2 separate regions of the Homo sapiens genome follow, and region 2 is linked to region 1. A link is a loop called in an ENCODE intact Hi-C map of the cell type or tissue named here. Cell type or tissue: dorsolateral prefrontal cortex. All regions are shown on one strand.

Evidence for each region. Peaks named below come from ENCODE experiments on the same cell type or tissue, not always from the same donor. Only the 100,000 strongest peaks of a DNase experiment are listed, where the experiment ranks them.
Region 2: it touches region 1 in a loop (7-fold over the local background); 53 of 110 quality-filtered maps call a loop at or near these places.

Annotation. Positions count from the first base shown.
Region 1 is chr19:28,733,156-28,741,155 of GRCh38, reverse strand. No RefSeq gene overlaps it. Among named protein-coding and RNA genes, the nearest start is that of ERVE-5, 130 kb to the right of the region's middle. In dorsolateral prefrontal cortex, CTCF peaks have their summits at 3,736 and 3,947 (motif pointing left); no DNase peak of the experiment used is centred here; H3K4me3 peaks cover 449 bases; H3K27ac peaks cover 735 bases.
Region 2 is chr19:29,258,929-29,266,928 of GRCh38, reverse strand. No RefSeq gene overlaps it. Among named protein-coding and RNA genes, the nearest start is that of UQCRFS1-DT, 50 kb to the right of the region's middle. In dorsolateral prefrontal cortex, CTCF peaks have their summits at 3,295 (motif pointing right), 6,251 (motif pointing right) and 7,491; a DNase peak (open chromatin) is centred at 3,288; H3K27me3 peaks cover 952 bases.

The DNA.
Region 1 (8,000 bases):
ATTATAGCATCATACAAAAAATTTCACTACTCTAAAAATCCTCTCTACTCTGCCTATTCATCCCACTCTCTGCCCGTAACTCTCAGCAACCACTGATCTTTTTACTGTCTCCATAGTTTTGCCTTTTCCAGAATGACATGTAGTTGGAATTATACAGTATGCACACTCCATGATTCTACATATATGAAACCTAGTAAAGACAAATTTATAATGATAGCAGATCAATGTTTACCAGGGGCTGGAAACAGGGGTTTTAGGAGAAGGCGGTTGACTGGGAAGTGACACAAGGGACTCTTTTGGGATGATGAAAATATTTTATATCTTTGTTGTGGTGATGATTGTACAATTGTATATGTTTGTTGAAACTTTTAAAGTGTACACTTAAAGTGACTGCATTTTATTTATGTAAATTATAAGAATAAAGTTGATGTTAAAAAATAATAGAGATTTCCGCTCACTTTGCATTGTTTCCTCCAGTTGTAACATTTGAAAACTATAGTATAATATAGTATACATTAATATATACTATACTATAGTATATATATAATATACTATAATACAGTATAGCAGATACTATGTTGTGGCATAGTGTTATGCTGCCAAGGATACAGAGAAACTGGATCACTCCAACATTGCTGCTGGAAGTGTAAAATGGTACAACTACACTGAAAAGTAGTTTGTCACTTTCTTAACAAATAAAACCTGTAACTACCATGTGACCCACAACTGTTCTCCTGGGCATTTATCCCTGAGAAATGAAAATTATGCTCATTATACACTATAATATAGTATAATATAGTATCTATTATACCAGGATATTGACATTGATATAATCTACTGACCTTAATCCAATTTCCCTAATTTTGCTGTGCTCATTGTGTGTGTGGATTAAGTATTATATTATTTTAGAATCTGTATAAGTTCATGTCTTCAACACCACAGTTCAGATACTGGTCAGTTCCAGTATCACGAGGATCCCTTATGTTGTAATTTCATAAACACACCCTCCTTCTTTTTCTTCTTATCTACTCCCACCTCTTCCTCCCACTCTGGCTACCACTAATTACTCTTCTATTTCTAAAATTTTGTCATTTCAAAAATGTTATATAAATGGAATTATACAGTATGTAACCTTTTAGAAATGGCTTTTTTGCTCAGCAAAATTCACTGGAGAGTCGCCCAGTTTCTTATGTATAGCAATAGTTTGCTCTTCTTAATTGCTGAATATGGTGTGATGGTCAGTTTTAAGTGTCAATATGATTAAGCCATAGTACCCAGTTATTTAATTAAACACTAATATAGGTGTTGCTGTGAAGGTATTTTGTAGACATGGTTAACATCTATAATGAGTTGATTTTAAGTAAAAGATATTACTCTCAATAATGTCATGGGCCTCATATAAATAGTTGAAGGCCTTAATAGAAAAGACTAGTTTTCCAAAGAAAAAGAAATTTTGCCTCAAGACTTCAGCATCCACTCCTACCTGAGTTTTCAGTCTGCCTGTTTGGTCTACAAAGTTTAAAAATGCCAGCTCCTACAATTGTGTGAGCCAATTTCTAAAAATTTCCCCCTTCTCTCTCTCTCTCTCCCCCCACCCCCTCTATATATAATCTTTTTTTAAAATTTTATTATTATTATACTTTAAGTTTTAGGGTACATGTGCACAATGTGCAGGTTAGTTACATATGTATACATGTGCCATGCTGTTGTGCTGCACCCATTAACTCGTCATTTAGCATTAGGTATATCTCCTAAAGCTATCCCTCCCACCTCCCCCCACCCCACAACAGTCCCCAGAGTGTGATGTTCCCCTTCCTGTGTCCATGTGTTCTCATTGTTCAATTCCCACCTATGAGTGAGAATATGTGGTGTTCAGTTTTTGTTCTTGCGATAGTTTACTGAGAGTGATGATTTCCAATTTCATCTATGTCCCTACGAAGGACATGAACTCATCATGTTTTATGGCTGCATAGTATTCCATGGTGTATATGTGCCACATTTTCTTAATCCAGTCTATCATTGTTGGACATTTGGGTTGGTTCCAAGTCTTTGCTATTGTGAATAGTGCCGCAATAAACATACGTGTGCATGTGTCTTTATAGCAGCATGATTTATAGTCCTTTGGGTATATACCCAGTAAAGGGATGGCTGGGTCAAATGGTGTTTCTAGTTCTAGATCCCTGAGGAATCGCCACACTGACTTCCACAATGGTTGAACTAGTTTACAGTCCCACCAACATAATCTTATATTAATTCTCTTTCTCTGGAGAAGTCTAATTTATACACATGGCTTGAAGGCATCACAATTTGTCTGACAGTTCACCTATTGAAGGACGTCTGGGTTGTTTCCAGTTTAGGGCTATTATGACTAATGTTGCTATAAACATTAGTGTACAGGTGATTGTATAAACACAATTTTCATTTCTCAGGGATAAATGCCCAGGAATACAGTTATGTGTCTTATGGTACTTACATGTTTCATTTTTTTTAGAAAGCACCAAACTATTTTCCAGAGTGTTTGTACCATTTTACATTTCACCAGCAATGTTTGAGTAATCCAGTTTCTCTGTATCGCAGCATTATGCTACTTCTGCTAATTTTTATTCTAATCATTCTGATATGTGTGTAGTAATACCTCATTATGGTTTTAGTTATTTATTTGTTTGAGATAGAATCTCGCTGTGTCATCAAGGCTGGAGTGCAGTGGTGCGATCTCCGCTCACTGCAACCTCCGCCTCCCGGGTTCAAGTGATTCTCCTGCCTGAGCCTCCTGAGTAGCTGGGATTACAGGCGTGCACCACAATGCGCGGCTAATTTTTTCGTATTTTTATTAGAGATGGGGTTTCCCCCTTGTTGGCCAGGCTGGTCTTGTACTCCTGACCTCAGGTGATTCAGCAGCCTCAGCCTCCCAAAGTGCTGGGATTACAGGCGTGAGCCATCAGGTTTCATTTGTCATTTCCCTTATGTTAATGAAGTTGAACATTTTTCATGTACTTATTTGGCATCCTTATATCCTCTTCAGTGAAATGTCTATTTATGTTTTTTGCCTATTTGTCTTTCATTGTTTGTTGTTTTCAGAGTTCTGTGAGTGCTTTATATACTTTAGATAGTTGTCTTTGAGGGGTCACCGCTCTGGCTTGTCTGAACTCCATGTCTCCCATCCCTGTGTGAGTTGTGGTCATCGTTTAACTCTTGGCTCAGCCCATGCAGTTTCACCCTAGTAACATGTGGCTCAGTATTCAGAATCAGACTAGAGTGGCAACCTTCTAAACATTTCTCAAGCTCTTTTTGAAATCAGCTCTTTCTCTTGGTTCTTCTTTTTAAAAATTCCAGCCACTACTGTCTCTCCAAACTGATCTCTCTTTCCCTAACTCGGTGAGATGCTGTGCTCTGTTGAAACTCCCCCTTCCAGTTCTGCAGTCCAGAGGCGCCTGCAGGCAGAAAGCCAGGGGGATTACAGTACTCACAACTTTTGTTTGTCTTCTCTTAGGGATCACAGCCCTGCCGTGATCATTGTTTAAAAACTGTTGTTTCATATATTTTGTCTGGTTTTCTAGTTCCTTATAGTGGGAAGGTAAATTTAACTTCAGTTCCTCATCATAGCTAGAAGCAGACACACTGACCTGTGTTCTCTCCATAGGCCTGATAAAAACATAAACACTGGGTCGTGCAGGGCAGGACTTGGACTGAGAGGGCAGATCACTGGGCATTGGCACTTCTCTTCTTAACTTTCTTCAGAATTTTTCAGTTGTATCCTAGACTAGTTTCCTAGGATACATACATTCAGACATATGGAATTGAACACTTGACCTGCTTGTACAGGCTTGCAAAGACTAGAATATGAACATTAGTTTTACATGATGTGTACATACAAATTTTATATATAGTACTTTACAAAGTGTGCAAGATTTATTTTATTTTGAAAGTTTAAGCTGCCCTCTAGTGGAAAATACATGCCAAGATTTGGGCCTGGCTTTTCTTTGGTTTCGTTTTCATTATGGGAAGCCCTAGATACTCAAATCAGTAGCAGTGAGCTAGTATCTCTTCTCTCCCTGAAGCCGATGGGAGTTGTGGGCTACCTTTCTTTCTTATGGAAGGTGCTCAGGCCCACCCTGGGCCCATGTGGAGCTCTATACAGCTGCAGATAGAGAGACAAGCCTTACCCCAATGGGACCCCTCCTACAATCAGGGGCCCTCTTTCCCTTTCTCTGCTGTTCAGAATATGTGCTGTCTGTCTGGTCCATATTTGCTCTCTGAAATTGATTCACATGAATGTCCAATAATGACTTACAGTAGTACTTGTCTCCTAGGGAATCAAAGCCCTTAGCCACGCTGTTAGTTACCACCCGAAAGGCTGTTCCTGTTCTTAGGGAAGCTGTTGAGATATTTGCAGGCGGAAGAGGGTCACCAATACAATCAGCCTTCACTGACCCTGACTCGGGTAATGATGTCAATGTTGAATCTGCTTCCTGGAAGCATCTGGGCAGAAGCAGCCAGCATGGCCCCAGCCCTGGCTGCTAGACTCTAAACCCAAGTTATTCGGCTAATGACATTGTATTGTTATATATAAAAAGAACCATAGGCAAACCACTATCTGAAAGGTCCACTAGGGGTTAGAGACCATGTTGGTGATGAAAAGAGAATGCAAAGGAAGGAAGGAAGGAAGGGAAAACAAGCAGTAAATTAGAGAATCCGGTAATGATGAAGATGGCAGATGAGAGGCTTTCCGCATGCCACAGCCACAGGGAAATAGAAAAATAGTGCTTAAAGATCAACTCTGTGAATTTTCACTCAAGAAGGAAGACAGGAATTCACCAGACTAGTGAAGGACACACCAGACTCTGGGGAGGGAAAGACGCACAAGCAGCTTCCATGACAGCATTTGGCTGACCAGTGAGTAAAGCCCTTGTCTGCAAGGGTGGCAGCCTGTCTCCCTCTGTGTCTCATCCTTCTGCTAGGGGTCTGTGCAACCCAGGCCAAGACAGAGCACCCCTTTTTTCTCAAGCCCCGGAGCTAGCTTGGGGGAGGCTGAGAGATGGAGGGAGGGAAGACACTGGGAAAAGCTGCTGGCATTTTCCCAGACTTGGGACCGAGAGGATGATACTATTTTTAATCTGGGCTCATACCAAGGCAGTCATTGTGTGGCAACCTGGCAATAATGTCTTCTGCAGACATTTTAGTCTCAGGCCAGAGAGTAGACCATTTGCCCTGGAGCAGGGGAAGGGCCCCCACAGCCAGAATTGAGTGGTGAGTGTGGATACCACTCCAGGAGCAGGCAGTTAAATTAGACTCTCTTGTTACAGGGGGCTGCCGCAGGAGAAGTGCTGAAGAAGAGGTTTCTCCTTAGCAGGAGGACTTGCAGCCAAGGACAGCTTTATGATCTGGAACCAGTCAGTGTGTATCCTTGCTGGGTGCCCCAGTTTGCTCCCTTGATCAGCTGGCAAAGTGTGACCCACCAACTTTGAGGAGTGGAAGGGAGGCACCCTCCCCCTTACCTGCCCCGCACACCTGCGCTGGAGACCTAACCCTTGGTGAGGACAGCCTTTAAGGGAAGTAAGAACACAGCCTGTCAAAGCTTCCCTTGGGTCAAAGGAAATGGAAGCGCAGTGCCAACCACTGGAGGGGGTAACACCAAAGCCTACAAACAAACTTGGAGAGGAGGTCGTCTAATTGCCCCTGTTTCTCCTCAGTGCCTTGCTGTGGATGCAGCCATAGATCTTCCTGTTGGGTCCCGGGAAGCGTGGGCTGAAAGAGGCACTTCTCGAGCTTCTCAAGGGCCTCTACTTCTGCTGAAGAACAGCAGTGCTGGGGGAGGGTGCTCTCGTATGTCTCTATTGCCTCCACCCCTGCTGAGGGTGAGCACAGGCAAAGTGAGACCCTCCTGCTGGCTCTTGCCCTGAAGTGCCATCGACTTGACTGCAGTCTGAATTATAGCACCAAATGAAAACACATTGCTACACCAAGCAGTTTCCTAGAAAGCCACCATATGAATCTGTCTGCAACCAAGGAACCCAGGCCCTCTGATAGCTCTCAGACATAAAGCCAATTGATCATACACAACATAAACCACAGTCAAATTCTCAAAGGAAAAAACAATAAGAAATCAAAATGCCCCATCCAAATGGTAGCACATTTGAAAAATAAAGTGTCAACTTTCTCAGATGAGAAGAAATCAGCACAATAACTCCAGTAATACAAAAAGCCAGAGTGTTTTGTCACCTCCAAAGTATCTTACTAGCTCCCAAGAAGTGGATTCTAACCAAAAAGAAATGTCTGAAATGACAGAAATATAATTCAGAGTGTGAGTGGCAAAGAAACTCAACAAGATCTAAGAGAAAGTTGAAATCCAACACAAAGGAAACAGAAAAGTGATTCAGGATTTGAAAGACAACATAATTATGTTATGAAATAAACAGAACTTTTGGAATTGAAAATTTTAAAAATTCACTACAGGAACTTCAAAATACACTGAAAACCTTAGCAACAGGATAGACCAAGCAGATGAAAGAATCTCAGAGTTCAAAGATTGGTTCTTTGAATCAACCCCAACAAAAATAAAGACAAAAAATGTTTAATGAACAAAGCTTTTGAGAAACATGAGATTATGTAAAGCAATAAAAATCTAAGACATATTGGCACTCTTGAGAGAGAAGAAGAGAAAGTAAGCAGCTTGGAGAATATATTTGAGAATATAATTCAGGGAAGTTTCCCCAACTTTTCTGTAGAGGTCAACCTGCAGATATAAGAAATCCAGAGAACTCCTGCAAGATAACTATAAAAGACACCTATCCCCAAGGCGCGTAGTCAGACTATCCAAGGTCAGTGTGAAAGAAAAAAATCTTAAAGTCAGCTAAAGAAAAGGGTCATGTTAACTATGAGGGGAAACCCAGCAGATGAACAGCAGACTTCTCAGCAAAAACCTTGCAAGCCAGAATAGATTGAGGCCCATATTTAGCATCCTTAAAGAAAAGAAATGCCAGCCAAGAATTTTATATGCTGACAAACTAAGCTTCATAAAGCAGAAGTAAAGTCTTTCCCAGAAAAACAATAGCTGAGGGAATCTATCACCACCAGACCAGGCCTACAAGAGATGCTTAATGAAGTTCTAAACATGGAAATAAACTCACTACCAAACAAACAAGAACAACAAACAAACAAAAACAACTACTCACCAAAAAAAGCCCTGGACTACAGCTGAATTCTACCAGACACATAAAAAACAGCTAGTACCAATCCCACTGAAACTATTCAAACAAAATTGAAGAGGAGGGATTCTTTCCTAAAACATTCCATGAAACCAGTATCATCCTGATATCAAAATCTGGCAAAGACACAACCGAAAAATAAAATTACAGGCCAATATCCCTGATGAACATACATTCAAAAGTCCCCAACAGAATACTAGCAAACTAAATTTAGCAGCACATCAGAAACTTAGTTCACACATGATCAGATGGGCTTTACTTCTGGAATGCAAAGTTAGTTTAATGTATGCAAATTAATAAATGTGATTCAACTTATAAACAGAATTAAAAACAAAAACTATAGAATTATCTAATAGATGCAGAAAAAGCATTCGATAAAATCCAGCATTTGTTCATGATAAAAACCCTCAAATAACTAGTCATAAAAGGAACGTGCATCAAAATAATAAGAGCCATCTATGATAAAGCAACAGCCAACATCATATTGAATGGCCAAAAGCTGGGCCATTTCCCCTAGGAACTGGAACACAACAAGGATATTCAGTTTCACCACTTTTATTCAACACAGTACTGGATGTCCTAGCCAGAGCAATAAGGAAAGAGCAAGAAGTAAAAGGCATTAAAATAGGAAAAGAAGTAGTCATGTTTTCTCTCTTTACTGATTATATAATCCTGCACCTAAAAAAGCCCAAAGACTCCACCAAAAGCCCAAAGACTCTAGACCCAATAAATGACTTCAGTAAAGTTTCAGGACACAAAATCAACATACAAACATCAGTAACATATCTCTACACT
Region 2 (8,000 bases), 530 kb before region 1:
GGGCTGAATTTTAGAGAAGCTCATCCCATGGCTCACAGGCCCTACCTGTTCTAGCCTCTGCCTCTCTCTTCCCCCTTGTCACTCCACTCTTGTCACTCAGCTTCCTCTGCCTCCAGACCAAGCCAACCACATTCCTGCCACAGGGCCTTTGCGTGTGCTGTTCCCTTTACTTGGCTCACACTCTTCAGACTGTCCCTGGCTGACTTACTCATACAATTCCAGCACTGCTTGGCAATCTCCTCTTCAGGATGCCGCCCTGGCCACGCAGCCACTCTGGGTGTTCTTCTCAGCCCTTGTCACCAGCTGACATGCTCTGGATTGTAGGTGGCTGCCAGTTTATTGGTGTCTTGGCGTGTGTCTGCTGATCTCTGCATCCCTCTCACCAGGAAGAGTATTTGGCATGTGATATGGATCCACAGCCCACACAACCTCACAACCCAGAGAGGGATGCAGGGCACAGCCAGCCCTGGATTGCAGAACCATGGGCTCTGCTTTGTGAACTGCTCACCCCAGGGTGTGAACAGACCTGCATTTTCACACTAAAACAGGAGACCTGATTGTTTCTTGGGCACTTACTCAGTGGGCAGCATTTCCAAAGGTGACCCTGGAAGGAGGATGAGACCTGGGGGCTGGCAACAGCAGCAGTGGAGGGTCTGCTGACAGGCATAGGCCATGCTCTGTGTCATCTGGGGTGTGGCACCACGGGAGGAGCAGCGAGTTGACGGTGACAAATTCTCTGCCAGCATGGTTTCAAGGGATGCTGTGAGCTCCCAACCTGGAATGGCAAGCCAGTGGGACGTTTATTAATTGTGCTGTGCTGGAGGAGCAGGGAAATGGATTTGGATCCTGGGGAGGTGCAGTATTGACATTGGAGAGCCTCTTTTTGAAATGGATGGGTCATTTCTGAGGATGGAGGCAGAGCCCAGGAAACTTTAAGTGAAGAAGCTCAGACTCTTTGGGGCATGTGTCTGTTCAACACTTTCTCTGAGCATTGATTATGGGTCCGGCTTTGAACGAGATCTGTTAGGGGCTCAGAAAGGCGACACGGAGGGCCCTGCCCCAGACAGTGCACAATCTGGAGTGGTGCTGAGTCTGGCCTTGATCAGGAGTCACCCTGCAGAATAAGCAGCTGTGTGTTGGGGCCTTACATGAATGTGGACAGAGAGACAGCCTGGAATGTCCAACGCACATCCAGGAGGCAGAACACTAAGATGAGAGGTACCCTGTCCTTTGCACGCAGGCCAAGGTGGGAGATAAAATTCAGGACTTGCTCAAAAGTGGGAGCAACCCTTGCCCCCCGCATCTCTCTCCAGGCTCCAGGAGGAAGGAAGCCCCCATAGGAGATGAACCCCGAGGAGAGAGGAGGCCATGTTTCCTTCCAGTCAAGGAGAAGCGTTAGGAGTGGGGTGGGAGTGGTGCAGAGAGAAACTGGGAACATCCGTCCTCCAGAGACCCACATTCCAGTATGGACACATTCAGGAACACAACCCACACCATGTAATGTGGTCTTTCCCAGAGGCCCTGGGACCTTCTTTTCTTTTCTTTGGGACTCCATCCCTCCCCCAGAAGTCAACAAGAATGATGGTGGCAGAGCCACCTTACTCGGTAATGTGAGGCGATCATTGCACGCCACCACTGTCGACCCTTTGCACAGACAAATCACATCCACCCCAAGCTTGCGTGATTGTTTTTTAAATAGTGGTGACCGTGTTTAGCGAACACTTTTTATGACATCACATTGTTGACCTCAATCTGAGGAGATGGGGGAGCTAGCCCCATTTCACAGATGCAGCGCTGAGGTTCCGGGATGTGAGGTGAGGTGATCACAGGCTCACAGCCTGGGAAGCGCAGAGCCTGGGAAAGGCCCACATGGTCTAGCTGCAAGGTCTGTGCTCAGGGCCCCACAGCAGCTTGCAGATGGACAGAACTGGGCCTCATGGACAACATCAGAGGACTGCTTCAATGACAGCTGAGAGTGATTTGTAATATCATTAACTGCTTTGTTTAATTTGTCCCTGAAAACAATTTATCTCTTATCTAATTTAAATCTGTCACACCCTGTAGACATGTGAGGACTATTAAAAAACCCTTTCTTTACAGATAGTGGATGCCAAATGCTAGCCTAACCTTATCCATGCCATTGCACAAGCAATGGCAATTAACACCTGCTCACTCCCCTACAAGAAGGAACCCACCCACCGTTGCACTTCCCTGGTGATGCTAATCTCAGTCCCCTCTCCACTCCCAAGCATGTCCGTGTTGTTCTAATAATCTCAGCAATTGATGGTAAACTCATAGGCATGAATTCTGCCTCCACCACCAAGTTTCTCTAGATTTGACAATTGAACAGACCTCTCTTTTATGCCCTGTAAGATGAATGCATATTTATTTTTTTTGCTGTTAAGGGGTGAAAATGGGAACAAGGAACATTTTATTTGCCTGTGTGATGTGTTTCTCTGCATTCTGCAGTGAGCTTGTCTTTTCTTTCTTCCGCATATTAGACTGGGGGCCTTTGCTGTCAGTTCTATTTGATCCACTCCCTACATTGCTAGCCTGGTCTTGTCACATACATGCTACATAAATGAATAAATGATAAGCTTCTTTCAAGAATTTTGCCTTATTGAATTCTCTATTCTTAAGATTGATTTTATTTTAAAACCAAAATTTAGCAAAAAAAAAAAAAAAAAGAAAAAAGAAAAAGCAGCAGATCACTGGCTTAAATTAGCTTATTTTTAAGAATAGAATTGTCTTTTAGAATAATGCATGTAGACACAGCCAGTGTTAGAAGAATGATTAATTAATACAGGTGCAGGCACAAAGGCAGAAATTCCCTGGCTTGGAAGTCAAGACATGCAGCATCTGCATCCTCCGAGGAATTCCTCTGTGGCCTGCTGGAAGGGAGGGGACCTTCTGCCCTGCATCAATGAGATAATGAGTGATTGCATCGGCTCAGCGTCTCAGGATGCAGCACGCCTCTGTCAAAAGATTCTCCTTCCAGAGTGGAATTTCCAAGGGAATACAAACGGTGCATTTACTGAATCAAAAGGCATAGGAAGGGAGAGTTGAAAGGTTGGGTGTGGAACATCTAGATATTTAGGCAGTCCCTCGGAAAGAAAAAGGAGATTTGGAATGGGATTAGCCTGGAGGGCATCATTGACTAGCAGTGGTGCCTTGGGCAAATTCTTTGTCTGTTTCCTCATCTGGAAAATGGGGATAATGATGTCCATGAAGATTAGGGAGCTCTCCCAGGCTGCAGCGGGACCACGAACCTGAATTCCACTTTCAGCCAGCAGGGGGTGTCTGGTGCTTACTTCCCCAACCAAAGGGTGTTTCTCAAACCTGATTCTATAGCTCACAAGGACCTGGAGTTGACACTTAAGGTGACAGCTGCCCCTTCCTTCACCCTGGAGGGGTTTGGGGTGATGCTGTGGTTGCTATTCTTATCACTGGTGAGCAGGAGGGAGGAGTGAAGTGTGAAGTCAGCTGGGCTCCAGGCAGTGTCAGGGGGAGGGGAAACCATCATTTGGTGGCAACTGCAGCCTTGGCAGTAGGGGAAGAAGAGGTCCCAGGAACCAATCACAGCCTGAACCAGCTGCTCTTCATCCCAGTTGGCATGAGAATGCCCAGCTGAGCCAGGGAGGTATTTAGAGACAGGATTACACATGACGTGCAGAAAGGAGAACCAAGGGCAGAAATGAACCTCTAGCTGTCCTTGTCTTTCCCCAGGAAGCCTCCCTTTTCTCTCTGGTTCTGGAACTAAAGCCATTTTCCTGGGTGATTGTGGGGCTTGAGATATCCTCTGGGCACAGAGCAGTGGACTGGAACCATGTCCTTGCCAAAGTGTGTCCAGAGAGGGGCACGGGGCAGAGCCCCGGATTGCAGAACCGTGGGCTCTGCTCTGTGGACTGCTCACCCCACAGTGTGAACAGATGCTGCACTTTCACACTAAAAGAGGAGACCCAACTGTTTCTTGGGTGCTTACGCAGTGGACAGGATTTCCCACTGAGGTGTCCACATGCATAGCTTCTTCTGGCCCTCCTGTGGCTTTGAGCATGCAGGAGTCATGTCATGACCACTCTGCAGTTGAGCATCTTGAGTCTTACAGGATGAATTGTCTGAGTGGAGGAGAACTTTGGGTTCATGCTCACCCACCTTGGAAGAATTTAACTCCACGCCTGTCTCACTCCGTGACTCTGGAAAAGTTATTTGAGTTATATTCCATCCTCCTGTGTCCTGATCTGTCAGCTAAGAAAACGAAATAGGACTTAGTGAGTGAATGAATGGCAGTGGCTACTACATTCTCAGTGCTAGAAAGGTGCAGGAGAAAGGTCACTTTCCATTCTTTCTATCCTTAGATTTGTGCACGTACACACATTCACACACACCAAGTTTGAGATCGTTTTGCAATTAAAAAACAAGGGAAGGCCATTTTGCATCCCTGAGCCTCAATTTCCTCATCGGGAAACTGGGGATGATAATCTAAACAATAATAATTAATAATAGTAATGGTGACAGTTTCATATTCAGCACCTTCTCAGCACCAGGTATTAAGTGTTTTACATACATTATTATGTTGTGATAATTAAATGAGGTAATGCACATAGAAGTACTTAGTACAGTGTCTGGAACACAATAAACACTCCATAAATGTTAGCTAATGTGGTGATTTCTGTATTCAGTGTGGATGATGTCATTGGCTGGTGTCTCATTCTTGGCCTCTGTTAGACACACACTAATGTACACACACAACTACACACCACTAGGGTTTAAACATCTTTTTATACTGTTTTATCAAACGATTTTATTCTTTTACTACCCAGATGAGAGTCCCTTGAGGGTAAAGGATAAATAACCTCCCAAAGTGTTTTTGCTTCTTCTTGTTGTTTTGAAACAGAGTCTCTCTCTGTTGTCCAGGCTGGAGTGCAGTGGCACAATCTCGGCTCACTTCAACCTCCACCTCCCAGGTTCAAGCGATTCTCCTGCCTCAGCCTCCCGAGTAACTGAGACTACAGGCATGCACCATAACGGCCAGCTAACTTTTATATTTTTAGCAGAGACAGCATTTCACCATGTTGGTCAGGCTGGTCTCGAACTGTTGAGCTCAGGTGATCTGCCCTCCTCGGCCACCCAAAGTGCTAGGATTACAGGTGTGAGCCACTGCACCCAGTCTTTTTCTTATTTTTCTCTACTTTTTTTTTTTTTTTTTTTTTTTTTGAGACAGAGTTTCACTCTTGTTGCCCAGGCTGAAGTGCAATGGCATGATCTCGGCTCACTGCAACCTCTGCCTCCCGGGTTCAAGCGATTCTCCTGCCTCACCCTCCCAAGTAGCTGGGATTATAGGTATGCGCCACCACGCCTGGCTAATTTTGTATTTTTAGTAGAGACGGGCTTTCTCCATGTTGGTCAGGCTGGTCTCGAGCTCCGGACCTCAGGTGATCAGATTATCTGCCTGCCTCGGCCTCCAAAGTGCTGGGATTACAGGCATGAGCCACCATGCCTGGCGTTTTTTCTACTTTTAGGATTCATCTCAATGAAAGGCCAAAGCATACACACTGCAAGTTCTTTGCCCCTGCATGCAGCCTCTGCTAAACGTGTATAACCTGGTGTCTTCTAGAGCTTGCTACCCCTAAAGAGTTTTTGAAAACATGACAGAGAGTGACACTGCTTGTCAGCTGCAAGTGCTGTCATGGCCTACTGCCTACTGATTGGTTGTTCTTCCACTCTTTGCTAAGCAGTGAGGAGACACAGTCTCTCCCCAGGTATCCTAAAAGCTGATACTCACCTTGGCTGCCTCCCAATCTGCTCACAGAATGGAAAATGCAGCCGGAGTGTCAAGCTGCTGACCACACAGATGGCATTGAGATGTTGCATTTGTGAGACTCTGGAACCACCCAGAGCCCCAGCTTATGGGGACCCAAGGGAGATTACATGCGAAGAGGGACACCCCTTATTAGTGTGAGTTATTGCATTAAAATCTGCCATTGCTGTGGCTACTAAAATGGATGGTGTAAGGATATCACACCAATTGATAAGTCAGTTAAAAAGGTGGTCAAAGAATTGTGTCTGAGTAAAGAATGCATGGACACAATAAAAGTGGTAACAGCAAAAACAAAAACTAATAAGCAAATTTAAAAAGTATTACCAGCTAATATTAGTGAACATTTACTACTCACAGGTGCCCTGTCGACACTGTTTCAGAGACCATAGATAGATGGGTGTTATTATTACCCCCAACCAGCAGGGGGGGACACAGTGCTGTAGAGAGGGAAGGTGCTGATGTTCAACCGCCAATCAGCACCACTTGCCTGTGTTGCACAACAAACAAGGCAATGGAGTTGGCATCTGAGCCCCAACAGTGCGATTTCAGAGACAAAGAGCTGCCCATTGTCCAGTGGGAAGCAAACTTGCCAATGCCTGGGCCTAGTAGGCACACACACACACAAAAACTAAATGATTTTGAATGAATGAATGAATGAGTGTTGCTGGTGGGCAGGCATTTTGTCTTCTTCAGTCTGTCTCCCCAGTGCCCAGCATATAGTTGGCTCTCAAAAAGATCTCTGTGCTCAGCCCCAACTCCCTCCATGAGCAGCCCCATGGGGTCCTCACTAGCTTCCTGAGTGCTGTCTACTTCTCCAGCACAGAGACCTGTCTGGGCTGGACACGAGGGTCGGGTCTGCTCCCAGGGCTACTCAGATTGTGTGACAGCAGGCTTGACGCTGAGCAGGCCAAAGGGCACACAGTTGCAAAAGCCAGATGGTTGTTTCTAAATCCAATTCCCTCCTGCTGCCAACCTGCTCTGAAATACAATCCATCACTCACCATGATAGATGTCTTTGAACTTGGGAACTCAACTCTTGAGAAGCAGAGGAGGGAAATTGAATACCAACCCTCCCTGCTCCCCCCAGAGAGGTTCTGTTGTTGCTGGAGGTGGTGACAGCTTGGAAAATGGTGTCACAGCTCAAATTAGTGCTGAGCAGGCATGGGGCACTGGTGTCTTCAGGGACGGCTGCTCCCACGCAAGGCTGAGACAACCTGGGACCCAGTCACCCACATCGCCATCAGCATTCCCACAGCCCTGGCTTTGGTTTGGAAATCAGACATTTCCAAGGGCATCCTGGACTAGGGGAGAGAGAACCTGCAAGTCAAGAATGGCACAATAGAAACTACAAGGGGACCTCTCTTTATGTTCCGGTTGTAAATACGTACTCATATTAAAAATGTTTGTATGTAAATTGAATTCTTATAGCACTATTTTTCTTATTATTACAGTAATGGAGGTTTGATTAGTTACAATTCTTCTTGTATCAACTAATAGAAGCACTCAAGTGAGCCCAAGCAAAAAAGATAACAAACAAAACAAAACAAAACAAAACAGAATGGATGGTTTCTAGGAGAGGGAATTCTAAGGTGAGGACGTGTTTGAGCTAAGCAGGCCTTGGAACAGGAGAGCCCTGTGGTCTAGCCTGCTGCTTTCTGCATTTGCCCTGCTCCCCTCCCACTGGTGCAAGACATTCCACTTTCTTAGCCCCTTCTCCCTCCACTAGGAGGAGCCAGCTAACTTCCCACCTTAGCTAGCCACCTGCAGAGGATCTGATTTGCCCAGGAAGGGCAAGGTGTCTGCTGCTTCTCCAGTTAGCTGTGTCCAGGGAGGATGGGGTATAAAAGGGCTGCCTTGGAGGGACTCCTCCCTGTGAATCCGTATGGTGGTTTCTGGAGAGGCGGATGGTGGCTGATTGGCTGGACAGATGTACTCATAGGAGTTCATGACAATTTTTGCTCTTTGCAAGGATTTAGGAAAATATCAGAAAGTGAAAGAAGAAAATGAAGCACTGCATTTCCTTCACTGCTTGTAGTCACGTTCTAAGATTTATTCAACCTTTTCTGTAATTTTTCTTCAGTGGTCAATGGTGAATCTTTCAGTTTCACTACCTCACAACAACTCTGTGAGCTTATTTATCCAGCTGGATTTTCTTAAGCACTTACTGTGCACCATTTGGGGG